5 separate regions of the Mus musculus genome follow, and regions 1, 2, 4 and 5 are each linked to region 3. Evidence: chromatin loops called from intact Hi-C (ENCODE). Cell type or tissue: gastrocnemius. All regions are shown on one strand. Links, peaks and the distances in the headings refer to the core of each region. The heading gives the core; the rest is flanking DNA. Region 1 overlaps Tecpr2 (tectonin beta-propeller repeat containing 2). Region 2 holds the start of Zfp839 (zinc finger protein 839). Region 3 holds the start of 6030440G07Rik (RIKEN cDNA 6030440G07 gene). Region 4 holds the start of Cinp (cyclin-dependent kinase 2 interacting protein). Region 5 holds the start of Gm40577 (a long non-coding RNA gene).

What was found. Peaks named below come from ENCODE experiments on the same cell type or tissue, not always from the same donor. Only the 100,000 strongest peaks of a DNase experiment are listed, where the experiment ranks them.
Region 1: it touches region 3 in a loop (12-fold over the local background); 29 of 42 quality-filtered maps call a loop at or near these places.
Region 2: a loop joins it to region 3, with 3 times the contacts of the local background. A loop is called at or near these places in 7 of 42 quality-filtered maps.
Region 4: it touches region 3 in a loop (5-fold over the local background); 3 of 42 quality-filtered maps call a loop at or near these places.
Region 5: a loop joins it to region 3, with 4 times the contacts of the local background. A loop is called at or near these places in 4 of 42 quality-filtered maps.

The regions. Positions count from the first base shown.
Region 1 is chr12:110,933,747-110,940,035 of GRCm38, reverse strand. Tecpr2 (tectonin beta-propeller repeat containing 2) reads right to left here. Exons shown (of 20, transcript NM_001289510.1): 10 at 3,577-3,760; 11 at 1,672-1,845; 12 at 99-279. Among named protein-coding and RNA genes, the nearest start is that of Ankrd9, 42 kb to the left of the region's middle. In gastrocnemius, for the core only: CTCF peaks have their summits at 1,141 (motif pointing left) and 3,605 (motif pointing left); a DNase peak (open chromatin) is centred at 3,574; H3K27ac peaks cover 3,347 bases.
Region 2 is chr12:110,847,415-110,853,703 of GRCm38, reverse strand. Zfp839 (zinc finger protein 839) reads right to left here and starts at 3,425. Exons shown (of 7, transcript NM_001199785.1): 1 at 3,141-3,425. The coding sequence starts at 3,386. In gastrocnemius, for the core only: no CTCF peak of the experiment used is centred there; DNase peaks (open chromatin) are centred at 3,077 and 3,426; H3K4me3 peaks cover 2,003 bases; H3K27ac peaks cover 2,202 bases.
Region 3 is chr12:110,989,794-110,996,082 of GRCm38, reverse strand. 6030440G07Rik (RIKEN cDNA 6030440G07 gene) reads right to left here and starts at 1,685. Exons shown (of 3, transcript NR_036598.1): 1 at 1,376-1,685. In gastrocnemius, for the core only: CTCF peaks have their summits at 3,651 and 4,345 (motif pointing left); DNase peaks (open chromatin) are centred at 1,211, 3,164, 3,602 and 4,294; H3K4me3 peaks cover 1,300 bases; H3K27ac peaks cover 1,826 bases.
Region 4 is chr12:110,885,396-110,891,684 of GRCm38, reverse strand. It overlaps Cinp (cyclin-dependent kinase 2 interacting protein), which reads left to right and starts at 2,540. Exons shown (of 5, transcript NM_026048.4): 1 at 2,540-2,619. The coding sequence starts at 2,613. Tecpr2 (tectonin beta-propeller repeat containing 2) reads right to left here and starts at 2,421. Exons shown (of 20, transcript NM_001289510.1): 1 at 2,359-2,421. In gastrocnemius, for the core only: no CTCF peak of the experiment used is centred there; DNase peaks (open chromatin) are centred at 2,468 and 2,826; H3K4me3 peaks cover 2,146 bases; H3K27ac peaks cover 1,960 bases.
Region 5 is chr12:110,415,817-110,422,105 of GRCm38, reverse strand. It overlaps Gm40577 (a long non-coding RNA gene), which reads left to right and starts at 4,042. Exons shown (of 3, transcript XR_873021.2): 1 at 4,042-4,100; 2 at 5,384-5,496. In gastrocnemius, for the core only: CTCF peaks have their summits at 2,985 and 3,185 (motif pointing left); a DNase peak (open chromatin) is centred at 3,207.

The sequences.
Region 1 (6,289 bases), core at 542-5,541, 56 kb after region 3:
ACTTTGACAAAAGCAAAAACTCTCCCACCGTGAAACCTGTAAGTGTTGGTTTTGCCAGGAGAGGCTCAGGAATAAAGGTCACAGTGCTGGGCCCATACCTGACAATGTCACACTTCCACTGCTCCCCCTCAGGACAGAAGCTGCTCACACCCTCCCGGTACAGGAGGGCCCTCTGCTCTGTCAGTGCCCACACCACACTGTTCCGGGCTGCGATCTGGGACAGTGGGTATGGACAGTCCACCTTCACGGCTCGGGCGCAGGGCCGATCCACACTGAGACCTGTAGTGAGAGAGGAAGAGCCCCGCAGACTCAGTTGAAGCTTGTCACACTCTTTTGATCTGTGGTTTTCTTTTTTTGGTACTTTTGCTATCTGTGGTCTTTCATAATAGATACCTTTTCATGTACAACTGCTCAGGTAAAACCCCAGACTTATCATACTGCAAGGCTTATGCAGAGTCACAGCTCCAGGGAGCTCCCCTCACCTCTTTGTGGCCTGTCAGTAATGTGTGTCATGTTTCTAAATGACATCAAAGGCAACTACTGAGGGAGCAGGCTGGACAGATAATATGTAAATCCATGTTCTATTGCTTTGGCCAGCAAGTACGTCCTAGTAGTATAATCACAGGAGTACCAGCAGAGTTTGCAACTATGAGGACTTGCCCACAGGACTTCTGCAAATCGGTGCCAACCACTGATTCCAATTCAGTAGGACAGGAAGAGTAAGGATGATGTGGACACTGCTCTGACAGCATGGTTGGAGGTCACCTGCTCCTTCCTTACGTGTAGTATCCCCCCTTTCCTACCATGACCAAAGTCAAATGTCCTAGAAGCTAGATATGCATGTGTGTATCAGAGCATCCAACTTCCACTGAAATACACGAGAATTAACTAAGCTGAAGGCTAGAGCCCCACACATGTCCATGAAGTTGGCAGTGCTGATGACCAGGTGATGACCTCCACACTGAGACAGAGCCAGGTGGAGAACCATTCCCGGCTGATAGCTCACTCCAAAGATGAAGCCATGTTCTCAGAATCAGTATTAAATGACTAGATCAATATTCATGTAAATCCATATGGCCCCTTGACAGCACAGACAGAGCCCCCTGCTCCCAAGGCCATTTCCCCCTGACAGCACACAGTTCCCCCTGCTGACAGCACACAGACACTGACTCATTACAGTGTATTTTTAATAAACGAGTCCCACTGTGCCAGGTCTAGCAGCTAAAGGTTTCCCTAAGGGCAGTTTCCTAGGACAAGTCAATTGCTATTTACAGCAAGTTACTTCTTGTTGTTTCCCCCAATCCACATGTAAGTATGTGTCCAGGTGCTGGGCTGTGACCTAGCTGAGAAAAGAGGGAGATGTCTGTCAAGTCATGACTGCTCCTGCTTTCCTCTTCAGCCTGGATACTCCAGGGTATGCACAGGGTATGGGCAGCGGCAGGAACGGCCGGCTCTGCCCCATGAGGCATCCTACCCTGCACTCAGTCACCTATTCATCCCTGCCCAGACCAGTCTGTGTCAGGGGCAACTGCTCTTCCATGGGAAACAGTGCTTCTAGAAATGTTCTCACTTAACTTGGTTTTCGGTCTCTGCATCCTGTGACTGCTCTCAGAATGTGTCTAGCTGCAGATTCAGCAAGTGACAAGGACAATGTACATGGCCTTCGACTACCTGTCTGAAGGTACAGATCTCCGTTGGTCCTGATGATCCAGGCTGTGTCATCACTCAGGGCCACAAACACAGCCTGGGGCAGAGCCTCGTACCAGTGCCGCTTCCCCTTGATGGTGACTTTGCCACAAGCAAAAGCACGGTTAGATTTCTGTTCAATCTTCCAGAGAAGAGCCCCTAGGAGAAAAAAACTCTACTCACTGTTCAACAAACATGAGATTCCCCTACACAAACACTCCATTCTCAGCCCTGAGAGGGGCAGCTTTCTATAATACATCTTGTTGCTTCCACCTCAGGAAGAGCCCACCATGCCAGAGTTTAAACCCACCAGCTCTATGTTGTCAACATATGAATGTATCTAAGTCTCACTTTTCTCAACTGAAAGGTGGGTCATTTCCACCTTTTAGAACTGATCTAAAGGCTAGATGTAAGAGGGGATGCACCACATAGCACAGGGTGGGCACAAGGCAGTCACTCACTCATGTCGGGAGAGAGAGCTGACATTTCATTAGGTACGTGCCTACTGACACATAAGGCACAATTAGTGCCCAAAACTAACTTTGGGGACCTTGGGAAGGGCCTTTTTTGGATCACTTATGTGTATGTGAGTCATGTTTTCATTTAAAATTCTGAGGAATGGATAAAGGAAATGAGGAAGGTGGGCAGCAGGCCAGAGGCACTGTGAGTGGAGGCTAAGGCATTAGGCCAGGAGAGGATACCAAAGAATGAATGCACTGAGCTACCGGAGGCCTCCGAGAAGTCATGTACAAGCTTCTCCCCTAGCCCTGCCCTGCAACACCACAGGGCCCGAGGCATCCAAAGATGTGTGGGTCTCAGCTGAGAAAGATGATCTCACAGAGACAGACAGACAGACAGCTCCAACCACAGCAGCCAAGGAATAGTTGGAAAAATAAAAAGTAATTAATACAATCAGCAGAGAATCAACACTTCTAAATGGCTAGAAGGATGGGCTTAAAAGTATGTGACAGAAACAGGAAAAAAATGAAGATATACAATTATACAACACCAGCTAATGGAGTGGGCTATTATCTCACCCAGTCTCCAGGGGAAAATAAGTGTCAAGCAAACTGAAAGAAAGTGAGCAAACAACTAATAAACTAATACTTTAACAAGAATGCCCTTTCTTTTGTTTCTCCTCCACGATGCCCACTGCTTCAAAAGAGATAAGCACATATCTAGCATTAGGAAAATGCGAATGAAGTATAGTGGGGTTATGCCTATAAGCCCAGCTCTTGGGAGGCTGAGGCAGGAGGACCCAGTCTGAGGCCAGCCAGAACTCCACAGTGAATTCAAGGTCAGCTTGTGCTATACAGCCATGTCTAAAACCAAAACAAACAGAAATAAAGAAAACCACAAGTACACGAGTCTCCATAGATGAGGGAGTTATCTCAGCCTAACAGACTGTATTCAAAATAAGTCTCCTGGGTTCACTAAAATGCGAAACAATGCACAAAAGTGTGAGGCCTTTGCGACTGCAGTCAGGGAACATCCAGCACACACCTACAGGCCTGGCCTGGCCTCACTACTTCAGTTGTTTTAGAGCAACACTGACAAACCGAAATATGTTATTTTTATGAGGATTTAATGTTCCAACATGGGGAGAAAATAAAAAAAAAACCTCAAAACTCAAATTATTTGTATAGCTTACAAAAATATGTTCCTTGTGTTATTTCTGTAATTAATAAAATAAAAAACCAAAAAAATCAAGCAAGTATGCCGAACACCCATCACCCTAACCAGTGTCAAAGGAAGCATTCATGATCTTTAACAGTACCCAGCTAAGCTGGCAGGAAGGTCAATCTGTTGACACTGCTGTTGCCAAAGGAGAGCTGCCCTAGGAGCTGGGAGCTGTGTTGGGGGTTGGGAAGTAGGAGCTGGGAGGCAAACCTGAGGGAGAGACTGCCATCTGCTGGACAGCATCTTCAAACCTCTGCCAGCGCAGCCCTGCACCAGGCAGGGGACTGCAGAACAGGCCACCTTTGTAGTCCAGGCACCAGAGAAACTTTTCCGAGACCGCCAAGCTGAGGATGCCATAGCCAGGAGCCGAGTAGCCCATCCAGCTCTCTGCAAACTAACAAGGACAGAGGCCAGTGAGTTCTGTGCAGGGGACACGGCTGCCTTCATCACACTGTTACCAACAAGGCAAGTAGGCAGGATACTGACGTCAAAGGATCCTTGAGAAGCCTTGCCTAACCCCGCTCTCCTTGGATCCAGTCCCAGAAACATTCTGGAATAGGAGTTCTGGTCCTTGTGGAAGATCCCATAGCATCCTTGGATAACACTTTCACACAGCATAATACCCTTCCTAAGTAATGCTCGAAGGTGTAACCAACCACTCGTCAAAACAAGACATTGTCACCTTGCAAGTCCACACTCAAGAACCATACAACCCCTCCCACAAAAAAGTCTGCAACAGAAAGCATAACATTTAAAGTAAGTTCATGATTTGACAATTGGGCTATGTTTATAGCTATCCTGGTGCACATGCCCTGCACAGAATACAGGCCATGAATGCTTAGGACTACATGACATCACATCAAGAGACCTTACTTTATACAAGGTCATCAACACATGTATGTAAATCATCTTTCTGTACACTTAACTTATGACAGATACCCTATGGGAACAGCATCACAACTATCTACACTACAGTCTTTCAAGCCCTGTGCTAACCTCTGGACTCCTGGCCTGCTGTATGGGAACAGCTGGGGAAGTGTGGATGAGATTCTGTCTCAATTCTGCACACTAAAGCTTTGTTGCTATTCTTTTCATTTGTATTACTTGTCTAATGTAACCATGTGTATGCACACACACACACGAGTGTGCCTTATACATAGCACATGTGTGGCAGGCAGAAGACTTGTGAGAGCTGGTTCTGTCCTTCCACCATATGGATCCTAGAGACGGCACTCAGGTCCTCAAGCTTGGTGTCAGCCCTAACCCACTGACCTGTCATGCTGGTCCCATGGTGCTAGGATTTGTTTAAAAGTCAAAGCTAAAAAAGGTTTACTTTAGACACACTTGTACAAATACCTGATATGGAAGCTAGTGTTATGAAAGAGAATGGTTTCTACCTTTTCTCCACCTGGCTTTGTTCACCATAGCAAACTTTTCACTTAGCCCTTGTCCTATAAAACAAACAAACAACCCAACATTTCTCAGCTTTTCTGCTATTTGGAGCAAGACCAGGTACAGCAAAGCTTGGTAGATAACTTCAGAGCTCCAGGATCCTTTTCCATGGGCGAGGGCTTTCTTAAGCTAAAGTTCTAAGATATACCAACAGATGTGATCTGCCAACTAACACTCTATATCAGGTGACCACACTGCTGTGGTTTCCCATAGCTCTTCCCATAGTGACAGCTAGCTGCCACTTGCAGTGAGCTCCCAGCATGGACACATACACTGTCAGTTAAGAGCACTTAGGAAGCAGTGCACTGAAAAGATGAACACAGGATGCAGAACAAGCCGCCAAGTTCTGTACATTCACTTCTAAGATAGAACACAGAGACGGGGAAGTCCTGGGCTACCCTGACTTCACTTGTAGCGTGATCCGGTGCATGCACTACTTTACCATTCTGAGGCTCAACTTCCTCCTCCATACAACGGGGCAACTAAACCTGGGTCCTATTTTGTTTGTTTTTTTTTTGTTTTTTGGGTTTTTTTTTTTTTACAGATTGATTTACTTATGAGTACACTGCCACTGTCCTCAGACACCCCAGAAGAGGGCATCGGATCCCATCACAGATGGCTGTGAGCACCATGTGGTTGCTGGGAATTGACCTCAGGAAGGACCCCTGGAAGACTAGTCAGTGCTCTGACCTAAGTGCTCTCACCTGCTGAGCCATCTCTCCAGCCCCCCTAGTTTGTTTTTACAGAAGTGATTTAAGTGTGTGAAGTGCTCAGCCCGGAGCTGCACATGGTGCAAGCTGGTAAGCGTCGTGCTCTCAGCTCTGATGATGCAGGAGTGGGCCTCACATCAGCTCCTAGGGAATGTGCTGGTACACGGCTAGCTCTGAAGCCAAACATATTTGCTATGCCAAAGAAAATCAGTACTTAAACATCATTTTTAGGGCTGGGCGTAGTGGCACGAGACTTTGATGCCAGCACTCAGAAGGCAGAGGCAGGTGGAATTCTGAATTCAAGGTCAGTGTGGTGCACAGAATGAGTTAGAAACCCTGTTTTTAAAAGTAATTTTAAATATAAAACTCCCAAGAACAATAAATTGCACTGGTCAAGAGGCCCCACAGCAGACTGGGGCTTCCCTCTGCAGTGTGTCCTGGGCTCTATGAGGACACTGCAGAAGCAGCATTTCTAGAGAGGTCCCCAGTTCACACTGATGTACCTACGAGTGAATGGACTATGGGGAAGGCAGGAACTATACATCACATACGTGCTCAGAGCAAACAGTCCTCTGCACAGTGGTGTTCCAATGACCTCAGGCTACCTTAAGGGCCCATACTGCTGTGGCCTTGAAAGATTACACTTTTGTTGGTAGGAGGTTAACTGAGCCGGATCAGAAGTAATATAGTTCAAATGATTCAGAGTGTCTGAATTGGAAATTCCCCCAAACCCAGACTTCAAAGCTGCGATTGTGCTGTAC
Region 2 (6,289 bases), core at 376-5,375, 140 kb after region 3:
CCAGCATTGAGAGACAGACAGACAGACAGACAGATACTATCAGGCACGGGCTTGTGCCCTCCAGACAAATTAATATGCTGGACTGGTGATCACCTAGGGTGTGTGTGTGTGTGTGTGTGTGTTGGGGGTAGAAAGGACAGCAATCCTGTGCACTAGAGAATACTGGCTTAACCCACCAGATGCCAGTAGCATCCCCAATTGTGACAAAGTCTGTGTCTCTCCAGGGAATGTAGCTCCACTCATTTGAGACCACCAGCAAACCCTCTGTAGAGCCAATCTACCAGTGAGAGGTCAGTGACAGAGTCACACAGGAAAGAACTGTCACTAAAGTCGAGCTGGAACACACCCCTTGTCTGCATGCCGGGTGGGTACACTATTACAAACAGCAGCCTCTCTTTGAAATTAAGGAAGAAGAAATGTGGGGATTAGGTGTCCTGTAAGCCCCTAATTCCTGGGCTACGTGTGACTCAATGACAGTTAGTAACTGTGCACATCCTCAAGAACCATTGTTTGTTGGACTTTACTAAAAGCCATCCAGAATATCTAAGATCTTGGGATATGCCAGATATTATATGAATGAACACACACACACACACAGCCCTTGTTTTAGGAAAACTGGTCTGATTATTGATCCTGACTGGCTTATTATGTTATGTGGGCATATAATGTGTTATACAACACTTGATACTTTGTTTTGTGTTTATTTGATTCAGCAATTTTTTTTTTTTGTCTTTGGTTTGTTTGTTTTTCCAGACAGGGTTTCTCTGTGTAGCCCTGGCTGTCTTGGAACTCACTCTGTAGACCAGGCTGGCCTCCAACTCAGAAACCTGCCTGCCTCAGCTTCCCAAGTGCTGGGATTAAAGTCGTGTGCCACCACTGTCCAGCTCAGCAGAAGTTCTTAAGTCCCTCTGGCACCCATTTATAAGCATCAGCTCACTCCCTGCAGGTCTGTAGGATTGCCTCTCCTGGGACAATCGCCTCAGACCTGTCTTTTCAAATGTTTCACTGACAATTCTGAAAGGAGACAGTAGTCCCCAGAGACAGGTCAGGCAGGTAACACTGCCACAGTGACACAACAGAGGCCTTCGAGAACGTTCCAGAAGACGACTGTCTCTCAGGTGCCTTGAAGGTCACAATGAATTGGTCAGGCATTACAAGGCACTTCTGTCTAAGGGAAACGAGGCTTCTTGGAAGGCTAGGACCGCGCACAGCTGTTGGTGGAATTGAAGTGTGTCTATAGGTCAGGAACAGTGAAGATGGGACCAGAGACCCACATTACCCCAGAAGGTGGTCACTGGCTTGTACTTTTGGTCTGCTGTCCCCACAGTGAGCCAGAGCTTGCTATCCTGGTTGTATCAATGAACCCCAAGTGTACCCCGGAATGCTGCCTCTCCTCTCCTGCATTTCCAGCTGGCACCCAGCCTGGCAAATCTAGCTCAGACACTAGCTTTTCAGCATTAGCTGTGTGCTCCCAGAGACCGTTTCCTTTTTCTGAATGTATTCAGTTAGTTACATCTCTAGCTTTTTGTCCTTGACCAGCTATCATCTGGGTCTTGTGTCACTTCCTCCTAGTCCTCAGACTCCTTGGGGGCAGAATCCTTATCTGCTTGGCCTCTGGGTTATCAGGGCACAGTTTAAGCTGGAAGATTATCCTGCACACCAGGCCACAAAGGGGTCCATTCTTTCATTATTTGAATCTGGTTTTCACCATCCCCATCACACCAGCTACCACCAGCAAATCTATCAAGCTAACTTTGATTAAGTTTGCTCTCCTTTGGTGGAAATTATATCACTGCCTCTTTCCAAAGCTGTCATATCAAATTCAAAATTGTGGCCATATTTAGCAAGGTAAGGAGGACACAGCCTTAGAGTACAGCAAGCCGAGACACTGAACCTCTCTTGTGTGGTTTCCCTGGGGTGGCAGCGATGTAGTTCGGTTGATAAGAGTGTTAAACCACAGAGGAACCACACAGTTCAGCCCCAGCACCGCACACACCTCTAGAGGAGGGGAAGGAAGGATTAGCGATTTAAAGTCATGCTCAGCCATGTGTCAGGTCTGCAGCCACCCTGGGAAACAAGACCTAATCTCAGAAAGGAGACAAACCAAAAAGCAAAACATGTCATGTGGCCGCTGACAGCCGTGCCTCTCTGACAATGTATGATAGCGTGCAGACGCTCCGAGCAGGAGCTTCACGGAGGCCGCACCAATGGTGTGTCACGTCTGTCTCAGACTTGCTCCCTAGGGCAGCAGTCTACCAGTGAGGAACCTTAGATAGTGAGCCATCCTTCCTGCAGGCAGAGAAGCCAATGCCCAACGAGGGTCAGTCACCAAGGGTCACTCTTCTAGCAAGTGCTGTCAGGAAGACAGCACGCCTTGAATAGCCAATATCTACCTCAAAACCACTGGAGACCACAGAATTCTATTCTCTGCCCTATTTTTGGTGGAGGCAGCTCTCTCTCCTGGTCTCTCCCCTGAGGTGAGGTGTGTGTTGTCATTTGCAAAAGCCAGCAGGTCTTCTTACGACCGACATAGAGTACCTTCAGTTTCAGGAGCTACCTGGACCCTCCCAGGAGAAGCCAGATTTTAATGGCTACTCTCAAAACAGCCCAAATCTGTGTGAGCTAGGGGGTAAACCCGCCGGGAGGGAGGGAGTTCTGCAGTGCGGCGCCTTCCTGTGCTTCTTTGCTACTGTATTGGACACTGAAGTTTGCCAAAGTCTCCAGCAAAGTTCTCTCCACTCAGGCTCAGTTCTGGGTCAGTGGCTGCGCGTGCCGCCACCGCTTTCCTCTAAATTCACTCAGCTCTGGGTTCCAGCTCCAGAACCGATCAGGAGAAAGTTCTCCCTTGTCACCCCCCACCCCCAAGACGTGACTTATGCTACCCGCTGGCCGTTGAGAATACACTTGGCCTCAGTGTAGAACCTGGCATACTTCTAGCGCCCCATAGATGCTGAAGGAAGGACAAGTTGCTGTAGGGCGGGCCAGGCGCCGAGGGGCTTGGAGCAGGGCTGTGAGCGCAGAGGAGGAAGCAGGACGCCCCGAGGTGGGCCGGGCGCGCAGAGCTGGGCGCACACGACCCAGGCTCCGAACGCGGTCCGCAGCGGCCAGCTCCGGCCCCTCCACCCCGCGCGGCGCCTCACCTGCGGTGTCAGCAGGCGCGGGGCCTCGGCGCCCGGCCCCCGCTGGGCCTGTTGGGCCCCGTCCCGGAGCCGCCGCGCCGCGGCCGGCAGCGTGCTGGGCGGTGGCTGCGCCCGAGTCACCTGCTCCAGAACCCGCCGCAGCTGCTCGGGGTCCAGCGGAGCCAAGCGCACGGCGCCGTGGCTCCGGCCGGGAAGAGTCGAGCCACTGTCGCCGACATTCCCGGACTCCGGTTCCGCGCCTGCCATGGCGGCCTATGGGGGGGGACTCGAACCCGTGTCGTCTGTAGGGGCGGGGCGGAAGTGCGTCACCCGGTAGAGGGCGGAACCTACGCGTGCCCGGCAGGCCAAAACATCTCCATGGCTCCGGGGCTTGTACTAAATTGCTGCCGCCGCCGCTCTGTTAATGTTTCGATCCCCAAGTGTCACTCGCTCCATGCTGATGTCCCGGATCGGATCCTCAGTGGAGGTCTTCGGAGTTCCCGAGTCCCGGGCTTACACTGATCTCTAATCCTCAAATTGAAAAGTCTTCCTAACCCCGCTCGAGAAACTTGGCGTTACAGTCACGCACCACTCACTACTTCTGGTTTTATGCGGTGCCAGGGGCTCGAACCATGGCTTTATGAATTCTAGGACAAAGGTTCAACCAAGTTAAGATTTACAAGGGGGCTTCTCGAGAGGGAGTCAGTTTAAACGTCTGAGCAGTCAGTCAGACATACATGTTGGTGGCTTTCAAGTTACAAAGGGTTACAAGGGTTGCTGGAGGAAACCTTTTCCCCTCTGCAGTAAATGAGTTTAGAGGGCTGCTCAGGGTGACTCTAGAGGATCCTTTCACAGACTGCAGTCTGGTCAGATAAAACTACAGGTCACATTATAATTTATAATCCTCACATATATAAAGTGTAGTCTCGTGAGGTTCCTAGAAAATTGCAAGTTTATACCTGAGAAAAGAAATAGGTAATATATACATAATTTATTGTTGTCTTAACATTATTATTTGGGGGAGGGTGGAGTTCAAGACACGTTTCTCCGTGTAACCCTGCACAGAGTGTCCTAGAACTCCCTCTGTAGACCAGGCTGACCCTGAGTGCTGGAAATGAAGGTGTGTGCCATCATGCCCAGTTTTTAACATTATTATCTTAAGCATTTCTATATAGATGGAATATTCTCTTTATGTTGGCAACCTTCTCAGTAATTGTCAATTATGCATGAGTCCTTGCTTGACACCCTGCTGGCATGAGGCTTCAGCGCGACTCCAGGGTAATGAGCACTTTTCCCTTCCGTGTGTCCGCTCAGTTTTACCCTGCCTCACAATAGGATTATAAAGTTTGCATTTAATTTCATTTTTTGTTTTGTCTTATGTGTATGGGTGTTTTGCCTGGGTCTATGTACACAACTCGTGTTACTGGCAGTCCCCTGGAACAGAGGGATTGCTGTGAGCCACCATGTGGTTGCTGGGAATGGAACCCTGGACTTCTGTAAGAGCAGCCAGTGCTTGGAACCACTGACCCATCTCTCCAGCCCCAAAATGTTTGCATATTTGACATTAGTGCTCCATCTGAAGCCTCCTCAAGTGTTTCTGGGGTGACCCATCCCACAGCTACCTGGCATCTAGAGTGAACATCTCGAGGGCAGGAATGACATATTACCCATTGGGTGCCCAACACAAGCTCTGAGCCAAAGTATACACTCAGGGATGCATGGATGGATGCATGCATTGATGGATGGATGGATGGATGGATGGATGGACAGACAGATGGATGGGTGGGTAAATAGATGGGCAGATGCATCCATCCACCCATGTGTCCACCCTTCTCACATTTCAGTCTGTCCATCCGGCTCCCCAGCCTCAGCCTAACTTCTCTCTGTACTGTAGTGGTTCTGTGTGTCAGCTCTTCGCTGAGTAGCACAGTAGGACCACTGGTCAACACATCCTCATTAAGCCCCTGTTGGGTGGATGAGGGTCCTATCAATCACGAGTCAGTGTGAGATGAGGGAGACGCATAGGAGAGGGACTGGGGACAGCCTGCTGCCAGGGAAGGCTCTGATTATTGCATTTCACCAAAGGATTCTCTTTTTATTTTAAACTATGTATGTATGTGCCTGAGTATATACTATGTGTGTATTATGTGTGCACTTGTGAGCAAGAACATCAGATCATCTGCGGTGGTTATAAGCCACGGTGGGTGCTTGCCTGCGTGCGTGCGATGGGAACTGACCCCAGGTCTGATTATCATCTTTATCATTACTGAAGCCAGTTTCCACCCTGCAGTGTCCTGAGTTACTCCCCTGGCATCTCACTAAGGTTGTCCACGGGTCTTTGTCTCAGTGGAACAACAACAGGCTCCATGTATGGCCTGGAGCTCACATCTGCCAGCCTCAGCCTCCCGAGTGCTGGTGTTACAGGTGTCTGTCACCGTACCCACTTACTTCTTCACTATTTTCTTCCTTTTCTCTTCCCTCCAACCGTAAATTGAGAATTACCCCCATTTTCCAGAATATCGACTCTGTTTTAACAACCTCTTGACTGTGCTGGAGAGAAAAAAACCTTATCATTTGAATTGGAGGATGTGTACATTTCAAATTAACAGACAAAAGATGGGTTACCAGAAGACCGGATTAGAAAATGAATGCTGAATAATACTGGCCAGGCGTGGTGCAGCGGTGCACCTCTGATTCCAGCCTGGAGGTCCTTCTGCCTCCAGTGCCGGGGTTAAAGACAGTCACCACCACGACTAAATTCAAGATAATTTTAATTAATTAATTTTTGTCCTGTTTTATTACATTTTGTTTTTGTGACAGGGTTTCTCTGTGTAGCCCTGGCTGTCCTGGAACTTGCTCTGTAGATGAGGCTGGCCCCAAACTCAGTGATCTGCCTGACTCTGCATTCTGAGAGCTGAGATTAAAGATGTGGGACCACAACTGCCTGGCTCAAAATAATTTTTTAAAAAGATTTTTTTTTATTATATGTAAGTATATGTAGCCGTCTTTAGACACACCAGAAGAGGGTGGTTGTGAGCCACCATGTGGTTGCTGAGATTTGAACTCAGGACCTTCAGAAGAGCAGTCAGTGCTCTTACCCACTGAGTCTTCTCACCAGCCCTCAAAATAATTTTTAAAGTACTTTTTTGTTTGTTTGTTTTTGTTTTTTG
Region 3 (6,289 bases), core at 866-5,865:
AGAAATCTGCCTGCCTCTGCCTCCCAAGTGCTGGAATTAAAGGCGTGCACCACCACGCCTGGCTTTATTACTTTTATTTTTAAAATTTTATTTATTTATTGTGATAGAGTCTCCCTTAGGGGTCTAATCTGGCTTCCAACCCAAGGTAATCCTCCAGCCTCAGCTTCCTTATTTCTGGGCTACTCTGCCCACACCATGACTGGCTGTTCACCGTCATTCTTGATTGGCTCCGCCATCTCCATTTCATCTTCTCCCTGCGCCCTAGCAGTTCTGCCTTGTCTGGTCTTTTCTTCCTCATACTTAGGAAGTCTTTCTCTCATTTTGCATCCTTTTAATGAATTTATTGTAAAGTATGTGCATGCCTGTGTCTGTGTCCCTGAGCAGTGCCTCTGAGACCAGAGGCGTAGGAATCCCGAGGCTGGAGTTAAAGCAGTTGGAAGCTGCTTGATGTGGGCACTGGATTACAGGCTCGTCCCCTGAGCTTGGCTCGTAAGGATGTATTTTTTTTTTTTTTTGAAGATTTATTTTTATTTTCAGAAATTTTTCTTTTTTTTAAAAATTTCTTTTTGTACATATTTATTTTATTTTATGTGTGTTATAAGCTTTCATGCATGTATTGTGCATGCCTGATGCCCACAGAAGCCAAACAAAGGGTGTTAGGTTCCCTGGAACTGAGCTATAGATAGTTTACAGATAGTTGCAAGCCATCATTAGGTTCTAGGAATTGAAGCGGGTCCTCTGCAAGAACGACAGTCCATCCCCACCACACACACTTTTTTTTTTTTTTTTTTTTTTTTTTTTTGGGACAGGATCTCACTGTGTAGCCCCGGAGGCCTGGAACTCTCTCTGCAGACCAAGCTGGCCTTGAACTCACAGAGATGAACTTGTTTCTGTCTCCCAAGTGTGCTAGAAGTAAAGGTCTCTGAAACCAGCCCAACTTAGTGATGTTTTCCTTCATTTCCATAGTCATGTGGCAGTCCAGGAGGGCAGAATGTTTGTCTCTGCCTATCGTCTAAGGACATGTCGTCTTGGCACCTAGCTGGCACACCCACCACATACAATGTTGTATTACGTGTTGCACCTGGCAAAAGTTCATCTTTAATGTTCAGGCCACAAGACCCACACACCCGCATGCATACCGGGCACTGCCCACCGACCCACTTGCCTGCCCCGCCCCCTTCTCGCATGGCCCCGCCCCTTCTTGCAAGGCTCTTGCCCCTCTCTCACGGCTCCGCCCCCTTCTCACACTCCTGTCAGGTCGTCTCAGTTGAGACTGTTGGCAGTAGCGGCTTCCACTCTCTGCCTTGATTCACCTTTGCACAGCTCCTCCAGCTCAGCCTGAAAATCACCACAGCCATTTCTGAGAGACCCTTACCTAACACAGCTGTCTTCTTCATGCTTCATCCTTCACCCACAGATGTGATTGATGCAACCAGACTGCCATGCTGTAAGGGAGCCCAGGCTAGTGTGGTAAGAAGCCTTGCAGAGGGGAGCCAAAGGCCCTACTTAGGGCAAGAGCCCCAGCAGACTAGGAAGCAGCCAGCTGAGCCCTGTCATTATCCAGAATCAGCCGATGAAGCCTCTCGGGACTTTTCACCTATTGAGCCTCCAGATGATTGCAGCTGTGTAAGCGCAGGAAGCAGGACTGCAGGACCATCCGGGAGCCGTGAGAGGTTACAGAGACTGGGCTTCTAAGCCACCCTGCAGGACTGGTTCTTATCCAGCAGTGACAGAACACCCAGGGAGTCTCCTGCCTCTCGGGGTCACTTAATATGCAAACCTTTCTCCCACCGTACTCCTTTCCCTCCCAAACCAGTACTATATTTTATGTATGTGACTACACTGTAGCTGTCTTCAAACACACCAGAAGAGGGCATCGGATCCCATTATAGATGATTGTGAGCCACCATGTGGTTGCTGGGAATTGAACTCAGGACCTCTGTGTCTTTAGTTAGGGTTTTACTGCTGTGAACAGACACCATGACCAAGGCAACTCTTTTTTTGTTTTGTTTTGGTTTTTTTTTTTATTTTGTTTTGTTTTTCAACACAGGGTTTCTCTGTATAGCCCTGGCTGTCCTGGAACTCACTTTGTTTGTAGACCAGGCTGGCCTTGAACTCAGAAATTTGCCTGCCTCTGCCTCCCAAGTGCTGGGATAAAAGGCATGCGCCACCACTGCCTGGCCAAGGCAACTCTTATAAGGACAACATTTTATTGGGGCTTTACAGGTTCAGAGGATCAGTCCATTTTCATCATAGCGGGACCATAGCAGCATCCAGGCAGGCATGGTGCAGGAGAAGCTGAGAGTTCTACATCTTCATCTGAAGGCTGCTAGCAGAATACTGGCTTCCAGGCAGTCTTAAACCCCACACCCACAGTGACACACTCTGGAAGAGCAGTCAGTGCTCTTAACCGGTGAGCCATCTCTCCAGCTCTGTTTTTGTTTTGTGAGATAGGGTTTCACTGTGTAGCCAGGTTGCACTTGAACTCACAGAAACTCCCCTGCTTCAGCTTCCTGAGTATGGGGATTACAGGTGGGAGCCACCAGACCTGGTGGAGTTCAGCCCATTTGTTTGTTTTTGAGACATGGTGTTACTGTGTATCTCTGGCTGGCCTAGAACTCTCTATGTAAACCAGGCCTGTCTGCCTCCCCGGTGCTGGGATTAAAGTCCAGAAAGGATGACAGTTTGCCCAAATCCCTTTTCCAGCCGGGGAGCCCCTCCCAGACTGTTTCTTCCTGCTCTGCAGCCTCTGGGAGGTAGCTTTCCCAAGAACCTTGTCATTTCCTCTAGCCAGAGGTGAACACCTTCTGTACTGCATTGCTGTGTCATTGGGGTTCCTTGCTGCCCCCCGGGTGCTAGGAAGCCCTCTTCTTAGGTTGTTCTGTGTTCAGTTCATCTTCCTGTGTTCAGCCCTCAGCCCTGCAGGCGCCCAGGAGCCTCATAAACGTGCACCTGGGGAAGGACAGGCCGGAGCCCGAGGGGCCCAGGGAAGATCCCTGGAGGCATAGTTACCGTGCTTGGTGAGCAAGCTAGGCTGGGAGGACAGCATTCCAGATGGAGAACATGGCCGGCTCTGACTGGAGCGAGAGGTGCAGAGGGCTGCTGGACTTGGGCCACCTTTGCCTCAGGCAGAGGGCACTGTGCAGACACAGGCCAGTGTGTTTCTAGGTCGGTAGGGTGAAATGGCGTGTCGCCATGTCGACACAGCTGTCACCTTGAAGCCTTGTAAACGTGGGTGTCACACAACTCAAAGCCTGGGACCCTGTGGGAACCTAAAGGGATTGGCAGGATGCACCATGCTATGAGAGGAAAGGGTCATGGAGGAAAGGAAAGCCAGCGTCTAGCAGGATGTTGAGGGGCCTCGGTGGCTGAGGTGGCCAGGACAGGGGCTGGTTCGAGTGCAGGCGGCAAATTTCCGTAGGAAGGAGCCTTGGGGGGGGGGTACATGGCTGGAGGAGTTGGGAGCAGTGTCAATGGTGGGTCCCGAACTCGCAGACCCAGAGGAGTCCTGGAGCCCCGGCTGCCAGGTCCTGGCACCCTACCGGGAGACACATCCTAGAGACTCCGTGGTTCCTCCCTCTACCGCTAGGGGGCAGTGCTGGCCGCTGCTCCGCTGCACAGACATGGATACCATGCCTCGCCCTCTTGTCCCAGCCAGAGCTCCGGGACAATGCGGCCCCCTGCACGCTCTCCTTGGCCCCGCGGGTCGGATTGACCTACTGGACTCCACTCCCTGCCCTGCGCCCTTGCCTCACGTCTTCTTGGATCACGCGAGAAAGCGAAGACGGAAGGATGCGGGCCGCTTGGGTTTTGGGCGACTGCAAAGCAATGCTACTCCCCACTCCAGCCTGACAAGCAGGGGTCGCTGTATCATTAGGACTAGTCTGAATTGTATGACCTGGGCTAGACCTGACCCCGCCCCGGCTCAGTTTATCCTGCTTTACTTCACTGCCTGCTCCCATCACTCTTCGAACTGGCCGCTGGAATGGCACTATGTAAATAAGATAGGTCGCACTAAAGACGCGGAGGCTATACGAGCAAAGCCGGCTCTGAGCCCCGGCTGCCGTTCACAGCCCAGAGGGGTGGGACTGGCTCCTGAGGGAAGCTGAGCTCTTAAGCCAGCAATGCTGTCAAAGTCACAGAGCCCCACAGGAATCCAGGGCCAGGTGCTGGGAAGGTCAAGGGGTGAACTGGCTTTCTGCTCCCAGCCTTCCTGATCCTACCAACTTCCTGGCCCCCAGGACAACGGGAGCTCACTGGTTAGTCTCTCCTGGTAGGAGCCTGGTAGGTCCGGGCTGGGCCACTGCTGTTTCTGTTCCCAGATGCCAGGCTGCGCCCTCTGTCGGCCATTCTGACACAGCCTAAGAGGGAGGCATCACCACATCCGGCTTCCAGCCCTGCTCTCATACCCCCTTACCCATTTCCTGTTCCCTCTCCACCTGCTCCTAGCACCTCAGCGTCAGCGCCACCCACCTCCACGATTAACTCTCAACCACTTAGTCATCCATATTTATGGGACAATTTCAATCCTCATGACTGGACAGGCAGGCCCCACCCTCTGGGCTGACCTCCTAGGCAGGGTGCTTGGGATTAGAGGGTGGTGGTGCGCCGGGGCGGGGCGGGGCGGGGCGGGGGATGGGAAGTGTATTGTAATCCTTTTGCCAAGTCACTCCAGAGGTGAAGCCATGCTCACATCTGGAGAAGAGAACACCAGGCAGAGGGAATTGCACCTGCAAAGGACCTGAAGCCCGAAGGCTAAGGTTCTAGGGAGCTGAGGTGGAGGTTTTGGTTTGAAAAGTGGGGTGGGGACGACTTGGAGAAAAAGGGGGGTCACATCTGACTTTGGTTGTGGCAGGCATATTAGGGGGTCTCTAGAAGAACAGGACCAGTAGAACATGTTATATTTAATATATTATACCTAATTGTATTTATATCTAAGTGTATATTACATGTATTATTACAAGAGGGCACTCAACAGATTGATAGGACTGAAGGTGGAGTAGTCTGAACACCATCACCATCTGCATGCGGGAGAGGCAGAGAACAGGGTCTCTGAGGGGCTCAGTCTAAGCAGCAGGCAGAACCCACTGCGTTCCCAAACCTTCGAAGGCCAGCCGGCACACTTCCTGGGAGTCGCCCATTGAACGGACACTGAGCCAATGAAGTGAGTAGTGTTATATAAGTGTCTGTCCTCCCAGCATTCAGACAGACTGAAGCAGGAGGATCAGATCATGCAGTTAAGGCCAGCATGGGCTATAATGTGAGAACTTCTCAAAACCAAACAACAAATCAATCAAACAAGCTCACTGAAGAAACGTGGGGACACGGGCTCAGAAGAGCAGAGCCTGGGTGTGCCACCTGGCTTTCTCCCATTTTTTTTCCCCTCTTACTTTCTCTCCCTCAAGTCCAAGACAAGGTCTATCTATATAATCTTAGCTGGCCTAGAACTCCTTATGTAGATCAGGACGGCCTCGAACTCACAGAGATCTGCCTGGCGCTGTCTCCAAAGCGCTGGGATTAAAGACACACGCCACCACACCAGCCTTTGGAATGCTGCTGCACACATTCAGTTGCTGACCCACAAGTCAGTTGACAGGAGCAGCCAACCCTTAGCATTTTCAGGCTGCTGGAGGTTGTGGGTTGGCCCTGGAAGGGTGTAGTCAGGGCTCAGGACATTCATACATTGATACCATTGGTTCCTCATTCTCTAGGAATCCATCCATGCACACACAGCTAGAGCCCTCAGTACAGGCCCAAGGACCCGTTTCGGAGGAAACCAATGGTGTTTACTCAGAAGTTTTGCCTGACAACCCACCTCCCCTGGCCAGAGATGGAAGAGCCTCGCCCACCATCTCCACCTACCTGTGTCTCAAGATGGACATTTATGATGGGAGGAACCACAGCTTTGGCAAAGTCCAGACCCGAGTGGGGTTATTCAGAACCTAGGGAAAGTCTTTCCTTCCCAGGAGGGAGAGAAGCTTACAGTGTGCTTGTGTAATACCATGCCTCGGGAGATGTGAACACATATCTACTCACACCAGAGAGGGAATCAATGACAGACCAAGGCAATGATACCACCCAAGTCCCACTTGGTGAGCCAGTGAGTTTATTGGGTCACTTACAGGAGCGTGAGGGACCCAGAGGCAGCTGTATCACCAAGGCCCACCCCAACGCCAGTGACAACTCACGAGAGCTGGAATCCTGTAGCTCTCTGAACAAGACGCAGGCAGCTCCACAGGCCTGGGAGTCTCTCCTCCTTGGCAGTCCTTACTGCTGTATAGTATCACCA
Region 4 (6,289 bases), core at 377-5,376, 100 kb after region 3:
GTCTACACAGCAAGATTCTGCCAACCCCCACGTCTAACAGACAAACTACAACAAAGAATAGAAACATCCAATAGGCTACAGTACAATCAACACTCAACACATACTTGTTGGGTTAATCTCTCTCAAACCCCCTGTGCTGAGCCACATATGGTGGTGCACACCTACAATTCAAGCACTCAGGAGGCTGAGGCAGGAGCATCTCTCCAAGCTGTAGACAGTCTGGTCTTTATAGTGAGATCCTGTCCCCCAAAAGAAAACAAACAAAATTCTATGCCACATTGCCCCAAGACCACAGCAAAGATTCACTGGAAATCTCGTGACCAGATCCGAAGGCTACATTCATGGGAAACATACATTCTGAAGCTGCTTCTGTCTCAATAATCCAGAGAAAACACCACCAAACCAGATGGGCTGGCACACGCTTTTAGTTCCAGCCAGAGGCAGGCAGGATCTTTGAATTCAAAGTTGGCCTGAGTTCCAGGACAGCCACACCTATACAGAGAAACCCTGTCTTGGAAAACAACAACAACCCTAAATAAAACAAACCACCACCTAATTTCTTCTTCTGATTCTACCACACTCCCTGTCCCTAACGTCCATTCTTATTAATATAACCATCTCCTAATTTGTTCTTCACCTTTCTAAATTCAAGATCATTGTTGTCGTCTGCTTTCTTCCTCCTCTCCACTAAGTGCCAGCAGCTATTTTGTTTAAATTAGAGGCTACTATGAATGGACTCCGAGCTCTTCAACCCCAAAAGATAACTTCCCTAAGAAAAACTGAAAACCAACCCAATAAGAACCAGTCTTCCATTGAAAAAGACAATGTGGCTACATCAAAACAACTGCTTAGGGCTCTCGGAGAGGTAGCTCAGCCTGTAACACAGGGTATCCCTTCCAGAGGACCAGAGTTCAATTCCCAGCACCCACATGGCAGCTAACTTCCAGGGCATCTGATACCCTCTTCTGACCTCAGTAGGCACTTCACACACGTGGGTACACAAAAACACATGGAGGCAAGACATCCATTCACATAAAACACGATTTTTAAAAGTTACGGGGTGGGGGGGGGGAGTGAACCCCTGAAGGACTTTATTTCATTTTACCCATCCATGATTCCCAAACCAGACGGGATTCTCAGGTTTGAAATCTCAAGAGCTAGACTCCAACCTTCCTGAGGGAGTGACTAGGTGTGAAGTGTAAGCATACACCCCTAGGGCCTGGCCCAGCAACTGGCATGAGGGAAGTCTAGTAAACACTCAATGAATGAACAAACACGGGCTGTAAGTCAGGTTGCAAAAACAAACAAAATGATCACAGGTATATCAGCATTACAGCTGGGTGCGAGTAGGTACAAAAAGTGTAACAGCTTCGAAGACAAGGACTCTCTGGCGATAAGAGACTAGAGCAACTTCATACCTAGGACCTGATTTCCCACAACTCCCTGCTCCAAAAGTTTTCAAAACCTTGGCTGCAAATGATCATTCCAGTCAACGACAAAACGATACACCTCACATGCTGCCAACAAATGGAACAGAAAAATACCTGAATATCGGTGAGAAAGAAAGGAAGCACAAAGGGTAGGAAAGAAAAGTAAAGACGGAGATGGAAAGAAATGGGAAACCAGAGACTTAAGGGACTAGAGGAAAAAGCAGCGAAGCCCACAGAGCCGTGTGGGTGACAGCAGAGACTAACCTTGATCATATTCAGTCAGACCCTGGACGGTCGGCTGTGCATGCATGCACTGACCCATTTAATCCTCCACTATCCCAAGATAAAAACTTATCATTTTACGGATGACGAAACTGAAGCTAGGAAGTTGACACTTGCTCCAGTAAACGGGTAGGAAGGGGAAGCGCAATGACCTGACCCCGAGTCTGACCCAGGGTCACCCCATTCACTGTCCATTCCGCCTCGGGGGCCACACCGGGAGGCATTCGGTATCCATTTAACCAACCCTTACTCAACTCCTACTGGGCGGCCAAGCCAGCGGCAATGTAAGGGATCCAGCTGAGGATCGGGGGGACAGAACAGAACGCAATGTCAATCTCCAGGCTGAGGAGCCTGGAGCCGGCCGCGAGAGGGATGCAGGGTGGGGCAGGAGGGGAGGAGCGAGGGGAGCCGGGACGCCAGGGCGGCCCGGGGCGGTGTGCGAACGCTGCGACGCCCGGTGCTCTGCACAGACTCCGGCTGACAGATGCGCCGCGTGCGGCGGCTGCCAGGGGGACGGCGACGCGGCTGTGGAGACGCTGAGGGGCTGAGACAGGGGAAGGCGGCTCTGCCAGGGGGAGGAAAGGCGAGGGGCGGCGTCGGGGACGTCGGAGGCGTCCGGCACCCGCCCGCGCGCTCCCGAACTCACCTCCCGCGGCAGCCCCTCAGGACACCTCAGCCCCGCCAACCCGGAGGAGGCGGGATGGACTCCGGGCCGCAGGGGCTGCTGGGAGCCTGTTGCCTAGGCAACGGGTTAGGCCTCAGAGAGTAGCAGTGACTCCGCGGAGGGCTAGAGCGGCAGAGCCACAAGTGTGGGCGGGCCCAAGGACGGAAGTGACGTCACTTCCTCAGTTCGCAGGCGGGTTTTTGGGTCTTCTCAGGAATCTACCTGTGGGCCGCCGCATGGAAGGTGCGTGACAGTGCTGTGTTTCCCTAGTTGTGGGGGCTGCAGGTCGTGGACGTGGTCATGAGGGGTGGGAGGGTGGGTGGGGGAGGTCATGAGTCCGCGCGCGACGTGACATGCAGGGCGCGCCTGGACCTCGTGGGCTGCCGGGAGCCTTGTTCATTACGGTGTGAGTGTCGTCTGAGTGCGGTGATGTGCGTGAAGTGTCAGTGGTGTGACGCTCAGAGCATCCCTGAGCACATTGGAGCCAAGCCTGACGTGCCAGCCCCTCGGAGAACCCTTCCCTAAACTCCGGCATTCAGTAAGACGGGCCGTGGAGCTTGCAGTGTGTAATAAAGGCTGTCTCTGTCGGTTCGTGTCGCATGGGTCAGTGCGTTAGCGTATGGCTTGCTGAGTCCCGTTTTGCTTTGGTAGCTTACAAGAGGTAAGCAGCTAAACTGCTGTGCCTCTCTCTCTACCAGCTGCCCTGCGACTCACATTACTGACATCTCCCCATTTGTCTCTGAGTGTCTAGAAGTCAGAGCTGTGCTTTTGGTTCCTAAGTGGGTCCGGCAAACTTAGTCAGCCGTGATCCTCACCCTTAGGGACCCCTACCGAAGAAGGACGAATGTAATGCAGGAGGTGAGAGCAGTTCCTCCATGGAGCCCGTTTGATTCTCAATCAGCTGTGTGTGCAAGTTATGGGAGGGAACAAGACATAACTCCTACTGTGGTTGAACTCAGTCCTGCGGAGAAAATAGAATTAAGAAATAGAAGAAATTGACTCACTAGGGGATGTGATGACAGCCAACGAATAGGAGATAATATGTCTACTGCAGTGACTCGTAATGCAACCAGGGGTGGAAGTGGGGGCGGCGGCGGCGGGGGTTGGGGGGGGAGAGTCCAGGAAGACTTCTTGATGGAAATAACTGTTCAACTTGCTTCCTGTTGCCATGGTAAAATACCGTCACCAAAAAGCATCTTGGGAAGGAAAGGGTTTATTTGTCTTACCCTTCCAGGTCCCAATCCATCTATGAAGGAACTCGGTAGGAACCCAAGCAGAACCAGAGGCAGGAGCCATGAAGAATAGCTGCTTACTGGCTTGCTTTTTCCTAGGATTTTCTTCTCCGTGTATAATACCTACATTTATGTAAACGTACCATGTGTCAGCTGTATCCACAGGGGCCAGAAGAGGACATGGTATCTTCTGGAATAGGAATCTCAGCTGATTGTAAGCCTCTTTTGGGTGCTAGGTCCGCAGAGCCATCTCCAGCCCCTCAGATCGTTTCTTACACAGCCCAGGACCAATTGCCCAAGGGCTGCGGCACCACAGAGAGTTAGGCCCTTGTACATCATTCACCATGCAGACATCCTCACGAACAGTTGTTACACTGTGGTTCTCTCTTCCCAGGTTGACCAAGTTAACCACAAAAGTAACCAGGACAATGACTTCCCTTTTTGCATTTAACTATTGCAAATATATTTATTGCAACTTACAGATAAGTTAGCAATTATATACAAGTAGAATTTTAGCTATAAATTCTGGTTGCGTTTAAATTTGGAAGTCAGAAGAAGAGAGTCTCAAAATAGTATAGTCTCCTAAAGAAGGTTTTGTTAAATTACAGAAAAATAAAACTGGAAGCTGAAGATTTTTTGGCTCGGTTCTAGAGCATTGGAATTTAGATCTCCACATGACACTGGGCAGCTCTCAAACACCTGTAACTCCAGCTCCAGGCCACCAGTCACCCTTCTGGCCTCAGCAGCCACTCCCACACATTCACACACATAAAAACAGATCTTTAAAAATGAAATCTGCCCCGGAAGCTCTTAGGGAGTAGCACTAATGGGTGTGAGTTTGTTGGAGGACATGTCACAGTGGGTGGGCTTTAAGGTTTCAGATAGTCAAGCCAGACCCAATGTCTCTTTCTGCTGCCTGCTGAACTAATTGTAGAACTCTCAGCTAACTTCTCCAGCACCAGGTCTGCCTGCCATGCTTCCCACCATTAGGATAATCGATTATACCTGTGAACTGTAAGCCAGCCCCAATTAAATGTTGTCCTTTATAAGGGTTGCTATGGTCCTTGGCATCTCTTTACAGCAATAAAACCCTAACAACAAAAAAAATAGGGGGGCAGAGGCAGGTGGATTTCTGAGTTCGAGGCCAGCCTGGTCTACAGAGTGAGTTCCAGAACAGCCAGGGCTACATAGAGAAACCCTATTTCGAAGAACTAACTAACTAAATAAATAATCTGATCATTTAGATGTGAAGATACAATTAAAAGTTATATTTCATGTCTTAAAGGTGGACATTGTACCTGTGTGTGCAAGCCTTTCATGTGTTGCTGCGTTGACACTTTTACCATATGGAATTTAACATATGGAATCCTCCACTAAAAACCCAAAGAATTTTCTTTCCTTAAAGGCTGGCTGCCTGGCTTTCTTTCTTTCAAGTGAGGGGATGTTTAACAATTAAGATTGAAATGAAAAGTGAAAAGAATTCTGTTATTATCCTCTAGTGTCCAATGTCCTCATCACTGCCTCCTCCTTCCTATAGGAGGGTAGAACATATTTACATCATGTATTTATTTTAATTAGCTTACAAAGTAGGTTTCTTTATGGCGTTTTGCTCGGGGCCCTCTTCTGACCCCACCCCCCTTCTCTGTGCCATCTGCACTCAGACGCTCTCATCCCCAGGGACCCCTTCCACTCTCTATCACAGGTGACCAAGTGTTTACCCATTTGGTAGTGAGGGTGGACCATGAGACGAGACCCCGAGCTGCTCCAGGTCACTGCCTGCTCTTTGCTGTGCTTGAAGTGGCCTGTGTGGCCTATGGCTCTAGCCATGTGAGCCCTGGTTTGCTGTGTCTCTGAGCCTCTTCATGCTGGGTTTGTCCTGTTTCTTGTAGTCACCAAGTTCATGGTCACTCACATAAGACCCATGCTGACCCTCTTTCCCTGGCTTATTTATACCTCAGCTCAGAGGTTCATGCTGACACAAAACCCCATTTTGTTTTTTATTTATGTTAATCCTACTACGGAGCCCACATTAGCCTCTTTTTTTTTTTTTTAAAGGCAGTTCTAACTGAAACCCAGAACTCAGTGGTTGGCTGACCTAGAGCAATCTTCTTGCCTTAGTCTGGGATTAAAGCCTTTGCCAAGACTCCTGGCTTTCTGTTCCCTTTTTTACATAGTACTATGGTCTGGACTGGTTAAGACAATTTACTTGTATATTATTTGACTCTTTTGGAGTAAGTGCCGTGGGAAAAGGTCCTGGCTCTCATTCATTCACTTCCTCCCCCATGCCTGACCTGTTGAAAGTAGCCAACCAGGATTTGTTAGTTGTTTGAATAAAGAATGAATGAAGGGCTGGTGAGATGGCTCAGTGGGTAAGAGCACCCGACTGCTCTTCCGAAGGTCCGAAGTTCAAATCCCAGCAACCACATGGTGGCTCACAACCATCTGTAATGAGATCTGACTCCCTCTTCTGGAGGGTCTGAAGACAGCTACAGTGTACTTACATGTAATAAATAAATCTTTAAAAAAAAAAAAAAGAATGAATGAAAAACATCAAGCCAAGCTAGTGGCTATGCTTGGTTACACAGGCTGCCATCCAAGCTACCTGGGAGGCTGAGGCAGGAAGAAAGTTCAAAGGCTGTCTGGGCTGTAAAATAGGTTCTGCCTGCCAGAGCAACTTAATG
Region 5 (6,289 bases), core at 424-5,423, 570 kb after region 3:
CATGTGTCTGTGTGTGTGTGTGTTTTATGCTCCCTCCCTCTATAGGGCTCAGGGACAGCCCTCATGGTGGAAATATGGAATCCGAATTCCACGACAGAGGCAGGGGAGCCCTCCCACTCAGCTGCTCGGGCATGGCACCCCAAGTAGAGGCCATAGCTTCAAGTAATTTGGGTAGGCATCCCAGGTTCTCAAGTGCTAATATTGAAGGTGTTGCAGGATATTTGATCACACTGTGGATCCTGAGATTGTGCTAACTACTGAAAAACCTGTTTCTAGTTGTGGTGTGGCTCAGCCCATGAGTGTACACACACACACACACACACACACACACACACACACACACACACACACACACCCCTTTAGTCCCTCTGGCCAGAATACAGATATGCCCTTAGTACACACCAAACAATGAAGGTAACGTTAGTTTGTAGAAGGAAGCACTCATGTTTGAATGTGATGTCTAATTGAGTGGCAGACACAGTGATGAATCAGAGAGACTTGACAGAATAGGATATGCCAAACTCTCACGAGAAGAGAGGAAAGGGAAGCTACTTAAGGGAGCATTGCAGAGAGAGAGAGAGAGAGAGAGAGAGAGAGAGAGAGAGAGAGAGAGAGAGAGAGAGGCGAGGGGAGTGGCAGGGGAAGGGGAAGGGGGAGGGGGAGAGGGAGAGGGAAGGGGAGGGGGAGAGGGAGAGGGAGAGGGAGAGAAAGGAGGAGGAGGCAGTTTTCTGGGATAGTTGTACAGAGACAGGTTGTAGACAGAGGACAGGCTACATACAGGTGAAGACATAATGAGCCGGAGAATGAGGAGACAGAAGATGAGAGTGGATTGCCAGAGCTAGTTTGAGGCGAAGCAGAACAATTCAGTCAGAAACTGAGAGAGAAGCCAGATTGAATCAGAGTGCAGAGGAGTTTGAGCCTGAACAGCTGAGAGCTGAATCAGCCAGCCAGAGTTCAGAAAGAACTCGGAAGGGGTGAGTGTATTCCAGCAAGTCTCAGAGGCTGAAAACATTCTAGGCCTGGATTAGATTATACGGTGACTAGACGCTTTCGTGACCAGGTCTCAGTTAGCAGACTGAGGTGGTGAGCCTCAGAGATGACAATTGTACAGGGGGATAAAAGTTACTTTTACAAGAAGGTAAGTAGGGCTGTTGAGATGGCTCAGCAGGTAAGAGCACTGACTGCTCTTCCAAAGGTCCTGAGTTCAAATCCCAGCAACCACATGGTGGCTAGCAACCACCCATAATGAGATCTGATGCCCTCTTCTGGTGCGTCTGAAGAGAGCTCCAGTGTACCTGTTTATAGTAATAAATACATCTTTAAAAAAACCCAAAAAACAAGTAGGTAAATAACTGGGTGAAATCAGCCGTGATCCTTCTAGGTGGAGGAGAAGGTTTGCCAAAGGATGGGGCCTAAGTATAAGTGTGCAAAGATCTGGTCCCGGGAGGGAGACTGGCTGTGTGCAGTGGCGTGTGAGCTGAACTTTCAAGCCCAGTCTCCTCTCCAGAGCAGACTGATATTGGTCTCCCAGCACAGCTATAAGGATTGACTTCCTGGCATTCTCTCAAGCAGTATACCTCCAGGTTCCTGGTGTAGCTATATAACTACACGTGGGCTCTACCCTACACCTCGGGAGCTCTGAGCTCTCTGGAGCACAGGGTTCTGTAGCTGCAGGGTAACCCTCTGTTCCGAAGCTCGCGTGGTGGCCTCTTGTGACACACCCTTGTCCTACTCAGCAAGCCTCCCTCTCGTCATGCCAGCTTCTTGGAACCTTCTCACAGGTCCCCCAAACAGCCCTGTGCCCTGTTGCAGTCTGTCTGTGACACCCCTTCTTTCCAACCTTCTCCTCCATTTGTCCCCCTGTCCCCAAAGTATCTACCAGGAAGGAGCACCATGAGTGTTGGGCTTTGCAGAGCTGAGGGATGGATGTGGCCCTGAATTCTGCACAGAGTCCCCAGGCCTATGTGCAGGACCACGTGTAATGGGGTTTAGATAGTGTAGTGGTTTGTATTTGTTCGGCCCAGGGAGTGGTGTTATTGGAGGGTGTGGCCTTGTTGGAGTGGGTGTGGCTTTGTTGGGGGTAGGTGTGTCACTGTGGGTGTGGGCTTTCAGATCCTCATCCTAGCTGCTTGGAAGCAGCTTTCCACTAGCAGCTTTCAGATGGAGATGTAGAACTCTCAGCTCTGCCTGTACCATGCCTGCCTGGATGCTGCCATGTTCCTGCCTTGATGATAAGGGACTGAACCTCTGAACCTGTAAGCCAGCTCCAATTAAATGTTGTCCTTTATAAGACTTTCCTTGGTCATGGTGTCTGTTCACAGCAGTAAAACCCCAGCTAAAACTGGTAGCCAGGCAGGAGGGCTCTTTCTGGTGTCATACTGCCCCATCCCAGTATGTGGTCCTGTAGAAACTTCAGATCTGGCTCAGAGCCTCAGTTGTCTGGCCAAAAGCCTGCACATTTGCCAGACCCTTTGTTTGTTGTTTGTTTGTTTTTGTTTTGGAGACAGGATTTCTCTGTGTGGGCCTGGCTGTGCTGGAACTCACTTTGTAGAACAGGTTGGCTTCGAACTCAGAGATCCTTCTGCGATTGTCTAAGTGCTGGGATTAAAGGCATGCGCTGCAGCCACTGTCACCCCCCCTGCCCCCGCGCGCCCACTGCTGGACCCTTTTTGGGCTCACCCTAGGGCACACACTTTCAGCAGCTCACAGGTGGATAGAGCATCCTTGGAAGATTTCCTCTGGAATGTTTACACAATGGCTTGGGGTTCCCAGGGTGACCATCGTGGTGATGAGCCTTCTGCTAAGGGTCACTGCATGATCTCAAACTTCAGTTTTCATCTGTAAAATAGAAACACCAAATACCTCATGGGTAGTTGCAAGGATGGAGCTAATCACAGCCAACAAGCTTATGTACTCAGTGATGAGTGGTTTCTGTGGCCCAAGATATTAAAAGCAACTATGGCCGGGCGTGGTGGCACACGCCTTTAATCCCAGCACTTGGGAGGCAGAGGCAGGTGGATTTCTGAGTTCGAGGCCAGCCTGGTCTACAGAGTGAGTTCCAGGACAGCCAGAGCTACACAGAGAAACCCTGTCTCAAAAAAAAAAAAAAAAAAAAAAAAAGGGCAACTATGATCCTTGAGCGCCATCTGGTGTTCAAAGCTTATCATTGCATCTAGGAGTTCTCAGCTGGGTGGTTTTTCTCAAGTTATTATTAGGCCTGCATCCCTCTTCCTCTGCCGCATGTCAGCCTCTGGCCTTTCTGCAGGCAGCAGGCAGCCTATTCCTGGAAGGTGGACAGAACGTGCCAGCATAGGCCACTCTACTCCCACCCTGCCAAGGACACTTGGGAACAGCCTTCTGTCCCTGGTACCCTTTAGGCTGATGAACAAAGCTTTGAGGACAATCTCGTTCAGTTTCCTTTCTCTGGTTAGTGATTGGGGCTGCATGCTAGGTTTTTCATTGTGTGTGCATCATGGATGCGCGCGCGCGCACGTGTGTGTATTGTCAGGCGTGCACACAGATGTGTGCATGTGGGTGTGTTCACTGGCTTGTGACCACGGGGACACCAGAGATCAATGTTGGATGTCTTCCTCTATCTTTCTCCACCTTACCTTTTGAAACAGTCTCTCACTGAACTTTCAACTGGCCCTTTGGCTAGAATGGCTGGCCAGCAAGGTCCTGGGATCTCCTGTCTCTGCTTCACCTCAGCTGCCTGCCCTGCCTGCAACCCGGTGCTGGGGCTCTGAACTGGGCTCCTCCTATTTTAACAGGAAACACAGTACAGTCAACAGGTGTGTGTGTGTGACCCTGGGTCAGGGACGTAGCACTTGCCAGAAATAAATGTCTACGCCTAATGTCACCTTGAGCATTCAGCCTTTCTTCCCTGCAAAAGGTTACGCGGGCGGGGCTTGTTGACCATTTATGCCCCTCCTCCTAGTGGGTGGGGTAGGGCTCTAGATTCTGCCTGAAGTATCCACCTGTTCCCTACCCCGTGGCAATTCTGCTCGAGGCCTTGGGGAGGGGCTAAAGTACATAGAGGCGGGAAGGACCAGCCCCGGGACTGTTTGTGTGGCTGCAGGGATGGCCCTCGTCCTTGCTGGGTGAGGCTTTTTAGGTGTGGCTAGTGTTTGTAATCCCTCGCCTTACCCTCTGTACAGAAGCCCAAGGAATGCATTGATTCCCACTCACTTTGGCAGAACTATGCCTTGGCGTGTTCCTGCGACCTTCGGAGGAGGAGAGGTGGACTTTGCTAATGCCTTCTCTGAGGAGGAATTTTAGCTACAAAAAAGGAGGGGGCGGGGAATGGACTGGGATTTTTTTTTTTTTTTTCTGGCTTGTGGACTGTATTTTCATGGTGGTCTGGGGTTGTAGGGTGTGGCGGGCATGTCATCGCGGTGTCAGGAATTGGAATTGTTAGGAAGTTGGAAGGACTTTGGTCAGTCTATAAGCAGTTCTAACTCCTTTGCGGCAAGTGGCTTTCCTGACTGAGACCTCTCACAGTTGGATTTGATGGCTTTGTTCCAAGCCTTCAGCTCCTTAGATGAAGCCCATTGACATCATGGAGAACAGGGTGTATTGCTGGGGCCGGGCTTCCGTTGTTATCAAAATGCAGAAGTGACCTCAGACACAGATGGACGTTTGATCAAATAGCTGGTACTTTGTGGCTGCGTATCGTCCGTACATTAAATTAATCACGACAAGTGCTGACTGAGGCCCGGGGAGATGGCTCAGTTGGTGAAGTGTTTGTTGTGCAAGTTCAGATCCTCAGCACCCACAAGAAAGCTGAGCGAGACAGCGCATGCTCAGGGGCTCACCAGCCAGCCAAGCTGAGCGAGACAGCGCATGCTCTAGGGCTCACCGGCCAGCCAGCCTAGCCAAATTAGTGAGCTCCAAGTGTGGTGGGAGACCCTGTCTCAAAAAATAAGTTGGCGGATGATTGAGGAAGGAACCCAGTGTTGACCGCTGACCTCCGCGAGCATTCATGTATGCGTGTGTACTTCTACACACGTGCACACACAAATCTACATATGAGTGTGTATACATATGCACACAGAAAGGAGAAAAAAAGAAAAAACATACCCCAAGAGTCGAGTTACAGTGTTTCATACAGCACTGAGTGCTTTCTGCATTTTGGGGGGAAACTTGACTGGTGGGCGTGTATTCTCCCGTGAAGGTAGCGAACGTGGACTCTCCTGTGACGAATGGTTACATGGATTCCCCTGTGATGGTTGGTTACTCTTTGCATCTTGGCATTTATTGCTGGATATTTCGTTAAAACTTTGTTTCACCCCAAATTATATATATATCTTAATATCTTTATGTTTCTATTAGTAGAAACGATGGCTTCAGATATTAAAACATTAATGTGTTAATCTTTCTCCAGGGTCTGCTGGCATTGTATTAAGACCTGGAAAACGTTTCTTCTCTTTCTACTTTCCTGGATGAGTTGGGAAACATTGGTGTCGACATTTCCCCCATATGTGGAAGAGTTGTCAGGTGAAGGCACTTGGTTCTGAAATTTTCTTCATTAGAATATTAGGAGGGCTGGAGAGCTGGCTCAGCGGTTAAGAGCTCTAGCTGCCCCTGCAGAGGACCCAAGTTGGCTTTTTGGCACCCACACCTTGGCTCACAGCCGCCTGTAATTCTAGTTCTAGAGGGGCCTGACTCCCTCTTCTGGCCTCTATGGGCATTGCACACATGTGGCAGAGCTTAATAAAAGTAAAAGTAAAAAGAAAAAGAAAAAAGCCCAGTGGTGCTGGTGTGGAGATGGCAGGTATCTTCAACCCCAGCACTTAGAAGGCAGAGGTAGGTGGACATGTGTGTGTTTGAGGCCAGCCTGGTCTACATAATGAGTTCTGGGATAGCCAGGGCTACACAGAGAAACCCTGTCTCAAAAACAAAACAAAACAAAACAAAACAAAACACAAAACAAAAAACTAAAAAGAAAAAACGAAAAGATAAAAATTAAAAAGAAAATGAGGACAAGAGCTGGCAGTGGTGGCGCACGCCTTTAATCTCAGCACTTGGGAGGCAGAGGCAGGCAGATTTCTGAGTTGGAGGCCAGCCTGGTCTACAAAGTGAGTTCCAAGACAGCCAGGGCTACAGAGAGAAACCCTGTCTCGAAAAACAAAAAAACAAACAACAACAACAACAACAACAACAAAGAAAGAAAGAAAGAAAGAAAGAAAGAAAGAAAGAAAGAAAGAAAGAGGGCTGGCGAGATGGCTCAGTGGTTAAGGTCCCGAGTACAAATCCCAGCAACCACATGGTGGCTCACAACCACCCGTAA